Regions from separate parts of the Homo sapiens genome. Here region 2 is linked to region 1. Evidence: read pairs that join two places in POLR2A ChIA-PET (ENCODE). Cell type or tissue: MCF 10A. All regions are shown on one strand. Each heading gives the region's core, and the rest is flanking DNA. Links, peaks and the distances in the headings are about the cores only.

Evidence for each region. ChIA-PET counts read pairs that join two places held together with the same protein. Peaks named below come from ENCODE experiments on the same cell type or tissue, not always from the same donor. Only the 100,000 strongest peaks of a DNase experiment are listed, where the experiment ranks them.
Region 2: POLR2A ChIA-PET joins it to region 1 with 6 read pairs; 1 of 35 experiments calls an interaction of 5 or more read pairs at or near these places.

The regions. Positions count from the first base shown.
Region 1 is chr3:107,364,998-107,369,401 of GRCh38, reverse strand. No RefSeq gene overlaps it. Among named protein-coding and RNA genes, the nearest start is that of CCDC54, 10 kb to the left of the region's middle. RefSeq lists enhancers at 1,806-2,100, 1,891-2,390, 1,428-2,627, 2,391-2,892. In MCF 10A, for the core only: no CTCF peak of the experiment used is centred there; a DNase peak (open chromatin) is centred at 1,951.
Region 2 is chr3:107,283,774-107,288,177 of GRCh38, reverse strand. The region is part of intron 1 of DUBR (DPPA2 upstream binding RNA); the gene reads right to left. Among named protein-coding and RNA genes, the nearest start is that of DUBR, 45 kb to the right of the region's middle. RefSeq lists enhancers at 2,129-2,938, 2,939-3,748. In MCF 10A, for the core only: no CTCF peak of the experiment used is centred there; a DNase peak (open chromatin) is centred at 2,797.

The DNA.
Region 1 (4,404 bases), core at 209-4,208:
CTCCATCCTGGGCAACAAAACAAAACTTTGTCTCAAAAAAAAAGTACAGCGACAAGACAGTTCTATTAAATACATATTTCAATAATTTTCAGCTTCAGTGTTTGGCACTAATGGCTACAATTCTCACTGTAACTTGTGAGACTTAATTACTGCTCATTCTATTTAAGTGCTGAAGTTTCTCCTCCACCATGCAGTGTAAAATGAAACGAAACTGGTCTGAGCCCTTGGGCAATTTACATATTAAGATAGGCAAAAATTTCTGTTGTAACTTCCATTGAACTTTACATTTACATTTTTAAATGACATTTAAAAATAAGAACATGTTGCTGGAAATCACATTCTTTGTTGTTAGAAAGTAGAGCTGAAGTCAAATGAATGTCCAGGCTCATTGAAATGATTGAGAAAGTGATATAATTGCTTAAACCTTAGTAAAGCAGAAGATCTGGGTTCCAACATTCCTTTGAGAATCCGATGAAAGTTTTGCGTGCTTTTTCAGAAAACAGCACTGATATGGTTTGAATTTGTGTCCCCACCCAAATCTCATGTCGCGTTGTAATCCTCAATGTTGGAGGTGGGGCATGGTGTGAACTGGGAGCTGATTGGATCATGGAGCTGGATTTACCCCTTGTTCCTGAGATAATGATTTCTCACAAGATCTGGTTGTTTAAAGGTGTGTAGCACCTCTCCTCTCCCCTCTCCTTCTTTCTTTGCTCCCACTATGTAAGACGTGCCCGCTTCCCCTTTGCCCTCAGCCATGATTGAAAGTTTCCTGAGGCCTCCCCAGCCATGCTACCTGTACAGCCTGTGGCACAGTGAGTCAACTAAACCTCTTTTCTTTTTAAATTACACAGTCTCAGGTATTTCTTTATAGCAGTGCAAGAATGGACTAATACAGAATATTAGCATACACACACAAATTTGCACATAAGTACATCAGGGGATAGACACACAGACCTCTCCCACCCCAATCCTCAAAGCCCTTTATGGACACCGTAAGATATAAACCAGGTTAAAATCCTCACAATAAGAGAAGGAGGACCAAACATTATTCAGGCCCCCTTTATGAGTGTTTTTGATTTGAAGGAGCTAGAGCCTTTAGGTGGTTTAATTCAAGAACTTAGAATACGTGAAGTGCTGAGAATGCAGGCAGTTGATTATCTGAGGAACAAAGGAGGGAGATCCCCATGGAATGTATTGGCTTGGGAATGAAATCCTTGAAAACAACTGAGGTCTGGACAGGTGAAAGTCAAAAAGGTCTTCTGTGCTGTACACACCATGAAGTCAAGGACCCTATTTAGTTTGTTCTTCTAAACAAACCAGCTTGGTGCAAGCTATGAGCCACCAGGCTGTCAATAAATATATAGTGTTTTGTGCTTCATTTCTAGTGAGGAGTTTGAACCAAGAGAAATGACATAAACTCAGGGAGGGAATTCTGTGTGCGCCCCTGATACAAAGTGACTGAGATGAATGTCGGAGGCTGGGCTGGTATCTTTTGCGGTCAGTTGGGAGTAAATGTTTTCATAAGAGTTGTTTAAGGGTCAGATTTGCAAAATTAAATGTCTTGATTTTATTGCTAAGGAACTAAGGAATAACAGAAATGTTATATCCAGTGTTTTATTATGAAATTCTAATGGCCTTTAGAAATGGAACTTGGTAGTGAGGGTTCCAAATCTCAGAAGTTAACCGCTAGACCTAAACTGCCTACAGCAGTGGAAGAGCCGACATTTTCAATGGGACTCCTCCAGCGTGCACTTTCCTAATTTCCTAGAGTGGGTAGGAAAGAAGGAGAGGCTTTGTGGGGCAACAAAGTTATTGTTAATTTTGACTTTTTCCCTCTCCTCTTTCAGAAATATTTAAAAACGGGGGCTGTTGTTATCAAACGCAGAACCTGCTTCACCTCCCCCACCCCTTTTTTGGCTTGCTCCTTCCTCTTCCTGCCTACCTGCTGAGTCATCACTGTGGTGCAGTGAATCAGCTTTTGGCATTTCTTTATTCTGAGATGTAAATAAAATCCTTAGCTATTAAATCATTTAATGCTGTGTCACCATTGGGCATTTTTTTCCTTTTTAGATATAGAATTTACATATCTATACATGTATTTGTGTACTTTACATATATAATGCAAGTGACAATGAAGTTTTTCCTTTTTAAAACCTTGAGTTTACCCACAGCAGAACTATGTCATTTTACGTCTTATTCGCTACTGACCGTTAGGAATAAAATAATCATGTTGTGAAGTGCTTGAGGCCCAACATGCCCCAAATGAAAAGGATGGAATAGATCACAGTCTGGTCACACAGGATATATGTCGGCGGGTGGATGGGTAGGATGGTGATACCTCCTTTTTGGGACTTGGAGTTTCCACAAGGAGGGATAAGAATTAGCATATCACTTCTGCCCTGTCTCCACCCCCTCAGAGGAAGGGAATGCCTTTGCTGGTTGTGAGGTTGGACTGAGGAACTGGGCGTGCATAGCTCAGCTTCTTCCTCCTTTCCTTTGTCTTTGGGATTTGCCTGCCTGCCAAGGACACTCTTTATTCTTCATTCTGTCCTCCATGCCATCAGCTGGATAAGGGCAGACTCTGCCCCTAAAGATCAGGAGTGGGGTTTAGGGAGGCACAGAGAGAAGCCTGGAGATTCAATCCAATTCTGAGATTGGGTATTAGGAAGATTATCGTTGTCACACTTCTATGCTACATCCATCATAAGGGTGATATTTTGATCTCTGATCTACTGTACTCTTCTGACTATTCCAATTATTGTAGAAATTGGGAGCAGAATAATAGCATAATTTACTCACCTTTTCATACACTCAACAAAATAGACTAATTTGTAATCATTGCAAATTTGGATGGTATTACTCAGCCTGCGGTTTTGGAGTAGCCCCGAGTAAATTCTATTTAGAGTGAACTACATTTGGTGAGAAGCCTATGAATTTGAAATTTTGATTTTAGGTACAGAGTTTATAATTTTGATGTGACTGTACATCTTTTCTTTTTTCTTTTCACTGCAAACATGGGAAAACCATACTGAGCCGCTTTTTTAAAATGGTGTTACGAGAATTACCAGATAGAGGCATTTCGATCAGTTTCTAAAATTTTGTATGCTCTTATCTGTGATATGGGAATCATAGTATTTCATAAAGTTTTTGAGGGGATTAAACTAAATGAGAAAATGTATTTGAGAAATAGTTCAGTACTGGCCCATAATAATCATTCAATAAATGTTTAATCAATGTCTATGGTGTACTTGGCGCTGTGTCAGAACAAGAGCATTCTTTATGAATTAGTGAACTTAGCAACCAAGCATTTTGCTGTCCAAGATAGAGGAATTAAAAAGATGGGAAGAAGAAACAAGTGTTATTGGTGACCTCATCTTTTCCGCTTCTGTTTATTCTCTAAATATCTCTTTTTATTTTTAATTCAACCATTGTCATTTTGATCCTGTAAAATCTAGGTATAGTTTCTATGTGAGGGAATTTCCTTTTAAAATTGTTAATATTGCTCGAAGAAGGAGGGAAAGCCAGAAGCCAGCTGCCAGCTGGGTCTCTTGGTGACATCCCCACTGTCCTGTGGAATCAACTGACCCCAGTTCAGAGGAGAGAGTGAGAGGCCAGTAGGTGGCTCATGCTGCCAGACTAGTCTAAAACTGAGTACAGAAAGAGAAAAGAAGAAATGTTTAAATACAACCTTGAACTTTTCTTTAAAAATTTTTTTTTTAGATTTAGGGGGTACAAGTGCAATTGTGTTACCTGAGTATATTGTGTAGCCATTGCCCAAAGAGTGTACATTGTACCCATTAAGTGATTTCTCGTCCCTTATCCCCCTCCCACCCTCCCACCCTTCCTTGTCCCCAATGTCTATTATTCCACTCTCTATGCCCATGTGTACACATTATTTAGCTCCCACTTAAAAGTGAGAACATGCAGTATTTGACTTTCTGAGTTACTTCACTTAAGATGATGGCCTTCAGTTCCATCCATGTTGCTGCAGAAGACATAAGTTTACTCTCTTTTATGGCTGAGTAATATTTCATTGTGTATAAAAACCACGCTTTCTTTATTCAATCATCCATTGATGGACACTTAGGTTGATTGATTGCATATCTTTGCTAATGTGAATAGTATTAAGTTGGTGCAAAAGTAATTGCGGTTTTTGCCATTACTTTCAATGGCAAAAACCGCAATTACTTTTGCACCAATCTAATACTGTGACAAACATATGGATATAGGTATTTTTTTATATAATGAACTTTTCCTTTGGGTAGATACCCAGTAGTGGGGATTGCTGGATTGAATGAGAGTTCTATTTTTAATTATTTGAGAAATCTCTGTGCTGTTTTCCATCGAGGTTGTGCTGATTTACATTCCCATCAATAGTGTATAAGCATTCCCTTTTCTCCACAT
Region 2 (4,404 bases), core at 300-4,299, 81 kb after region 1:
TTAAAAGAGTTAATGTATACATAGTATTTCCAATCTGTTCTGTTTTCTTCATATTGTTTTATTTAACCCTCACAAAACCATATGAGGTGGAGCTAAACTGAAAACCTGTGCCCTTTTAAGAAGCCTATGCCAATTTTCTGTAATTGGTATATTGAAATCTTCATCTCAGTATCTTGCTATTATTTCTTTTCGCTGAAGGAATATTTTTATTCCTTCCATTAAAATTTTTTAAGTATTCACTGTCTCTGCAAGAAATAATCACTAGGGTGAAAAAATGAGAATACTACCATCACCATGGAGAAAAAAATAAGTGATTTTAAAAAAGAAGTACCTCTTGCTGCCTACTCAAAGCAGGCACAAATGTTTATTTGTTATATGACTAAACATTCCAAAAGCTTTTACCAAAAAAAGGTAGGAAAAAGTAGATATACAGGGATTATAAATATTACAAATCTGCTTGGGTAGACAAGAAACAGAAGATAATATTTTAAAATATTTCTACTGGGGAAGAGGTTCTGGAATTGAATTTATGTAGGTACAGAAGGCAGAATTAAATTTTAAAAAGTTTATTAGAAAGGAAATTTTGAATAAGTGTGAGGAAGAACTTTCTAGTAATTGTAGCTTCTAACCATGGATGAGAAGGGCTGTCTTACAGTGTAATGGATTTCCTCCCCACATAGGGTGACCATATAAAAATTTGAGAATAAAATGGCATGCTTATAATTATAATTACATAATTCTTGAAGTAATAACTGATTGCTAAATTGATTGTCTTTTATTTGTAAACATATAAATTCTATTCAAAAACTATTTAAAAATAAAATAGCAAGATATAATCATAATTTTAAAAATTCCATTGCTTTAAAATAAAGAAGTAATGAAAGGAAATGCGCACAAACACTGTCTTGGTGTTTGCTGCCCTGTCAGCTTACTGGTGGCCCATCCAGTGGAGCATGGCCGATGTGGTGGTTCTTACTACGGGCCTCGCCACAGCTAACAGGATACCTGAAACTGTCAGCTCACCAGTCGGTGGAGTCTTTGAGAAATAGGGAAAATTATAGGGTAAATTAAGATGAGATGTGCAGGGGAAATAAAGACAGAGATGTCCTAAACTATAGGTATTTTGTTTGTTTGTTTGTTTGGAGATGGAGTCTCGCTCCTTTTGTATTTTAAAGCAATATTTTTAAAGTACTTATATGAATTATCTGTATATTAAAATTATATAAGCAGGAATTTTTTTTCTTGGTACTTATTTGGGTACTATAGTCAATAACCTATAGGGGCCAGGTGCAGTGGCTCATGCCCGTAATCCCAGCACTTTGAGAGGCTGAGGTGGGCAGATAACTTGAGGTCAGGAATTTGAGACCAGCCTGGCCAACAGTGGTGAAACCCTGTGTCTACTAAAAATACAAAAATTAGCTGGGCATGGTGGCATGTGCCTGTACTCCCAGCTACTCGGGAGGCTGAGGCAGGAGAATCACTTGAACCCGGGAGGTGAAGGTTGCAGTCAGCCGAGATCAGGCCACTACACTCCAGCCTAGGTGACAGAGCGAGACTCCGTCTCCAAAACAAAAACAACAACAACAACACAATTACCTATGGGTTAGGACATCTCTGTCTTTATTTCCCCTGCACATCTCATCTTAATTAACCCTATACTTTTCCCTATTTCTCAAAGACTCCACCAACTGGCAAGTTGACAGTTTCAGGTATCTTGTTAGCTGTGGCGAGGCCTGTGGTAAGAACCTGTGCATCGGCCATGCTCCACTGAATGGGCCACCAGTAAGCTGACAGGGCAGCAAACACCAAGACAGCGTTTGTGTGCATTTCCTTTTGTTACTGAGTCCTGCATGATGTCTGTCTTAGTTTGTTCAGGCTACAATAACAACATATCAAAATCTGGGCAACTTATAAACAGCAGACATGTATTTCTCGTAGTTCTGGAGGCTGGGAAGTCAAGATCAAGGAACTGGCAGAATCTATGTCCGGTGAGGACGTACTTCCTGGTTCATGGTGTCTTCTTGCTGCATCCTTACATGGTAGAAGGAGAGAGGAAGCTCTCTGTGATTTCTTTTATAAGGGCACTAATCCCATTTATGAAGACCGAATCTCCCAAAGGTCCCACCTCCAAATACCCTCACACTGGGGTAAGGAGTTCAGCATCTGAATGTTGGAGGGAACATAAATATTCAGCTTGTAGCAATGTACTTGGGAAGTTGCTGTTAGTTACTTTGTGTTTAGAGAGGGTTGGAAGTCAATCAGATTTAACCATGTGTTAAAGTCGGAACTCTGCTCACTGCACAAAATCTCAGTTACTCCTTGCTGAGACCAGACTGAAGCTCGAAAAGTCAAAGTTCACCAGACCCATCTTAGCATGTTTAACACAACTGTTGCTAATAGCACTAGGTTAAAAATGGAAATCCCTGAGCAAATGCTAAACTGAACAGGTCAACGATACAACAAAGTGTACATGGGGACTATCCCTGGCAAACTAGTCATGAAGATATCAGACATACGAGTTGAATTCTCTTTTATTTAAACATAAATGCCACACAGGCAGAAGAAAGTCAGAATAAAAATTCCATGGGGTGTTTTAAGTATGTCCAAAATGGGATGACACTTGGTCATTTGTTTAGTCCTTCTCACCCTGTTGGAGGCATCCAAGAAGGGAAGAAAGTAGCCAGCTGGTTGCCTTCTTTCTCTTTGCTCCTGTCTGACGCTTGGGCAAGGAGTGCAGCCTCCTGTGAGGATGTGGATTGTGGAGCTGAGTAATCTGCATTTGAATCTGGGCTTTGCCTCCTGCTGACTGTGTGGCCTGGAGCAATCCCTGAGTCCCACTCAGTGTCTCATTTTCTCCTCTGTACATTGAGATAACAATAGTAACTACGTCACAAGGTTGTTATGAGGATGAAATGAACTAACACTAGTAAAATGGCATTCAATATATAGCTGTTCATCAAAATAAAATAGGTTCCAGAGTCCTGTGGGAGAGAGAATAAAATGGTAGCTACTGTGTTCTATTCCTTAACTGACTGGTTAGGGCTTCTCTTCAGTCTACAAGGAAAGAATTGCCTTTGGTGCTAAAATAAGAAACCTATTTGATATGGGACAAAGATACAATGACATGAATGCTACTCTCAAAGGGCCCTTAATGTAGGACCATCTTGCTTGTGATTAGAAACTCGATTAAGGGCTTTTAGGTCCTTGCACTCTGGTTAGGAAATATCTAAGATTCTGAAATCCAGAGCTATCTATAATCCTTTTTGCAAAGAGTATCAGCAGCAGACAGTAAGTAGCAGCTTCAGTGAATGAGTTGAAAATCTCTTCAGACTCCTATCATAGTTACAAGAGAGAACAAAATGTTAGCACTGTAAACAAGACTGTGACTCATCAAAATATGGTCCCTGAAATTATGCTCATGAAAACCAAAATGCTATGCATAAGAAATCATATAGCAGCTTCAATGTACTGTAAGATGATGTCATTATTCTGGTTTTATATTAAACTGCCTGTCATTCCATGTTTATGCTAACCCCACACTACTGAGGGGCATTTGATATTATTTTCATTCTAGAACAAAATGTTCCTTAACTGAAAAATTGCTCAAATGATTCACAACCTGAGAAGTACACGTGGGCAGCTCATAATAAAATAAAAGCATTACCTTTGCTAAAGCATTAGAATAATTTTTTAAAGCTGTTTATGTTTTGGATTCAACAGTATTTATTTACTATGTTTTTATAACAGCAGTTGAAAAAAAGCATGTACTGCTTTTTTTCTGACCTGCTGACTTACCTAAATTTTAGTGCTTCTACATGATGCTGGATGCACTTTTTAAGAAAGTAACATCCCAGATTTAGCTACAAATCTGGGTAATCTGGTCATAGCATTCATACTTTTCTCACCACCCCCATCCATTATCATCTAGTTACGTCAGTCTCAGCTCCACTTTTTATTATTCTTCAGACACCGTGATGAAAGGAGTTTGAATCATGCGTCAACAGGTAGCTCCTGTCTCACTCAAAATCAAGGGTCAAGCTCTATGCATATACCCCTGGAGTGGACTTGGCTCAATTAAGACTTGTTGAAAAGCTCTCTGCAGGGCTATGTTACAAAGCAGTTAGTTGCTAAGGGATCAAGAGACCTGATTAGCTGCACTGGAACATAGAACATCCACACACAGTTCACATACATTTCCATCTGTTCAAATTCTTGGACCCTTGAAAACAGAGGTCTGAGAGTAAGAAGAGGAACACAATTAATGAAGCTCTTCCTCTTTAATTCCAGGGTTTCCTAATATTCCCCAAAACTTTAGGTAGTAAAGGTAACAATTTGTTAAGCAGGAAGAAAGTTCTTAGGAGTGGAGATTTTGTTTGTATAAGAAGGCTGGTCTATTTTAGATAT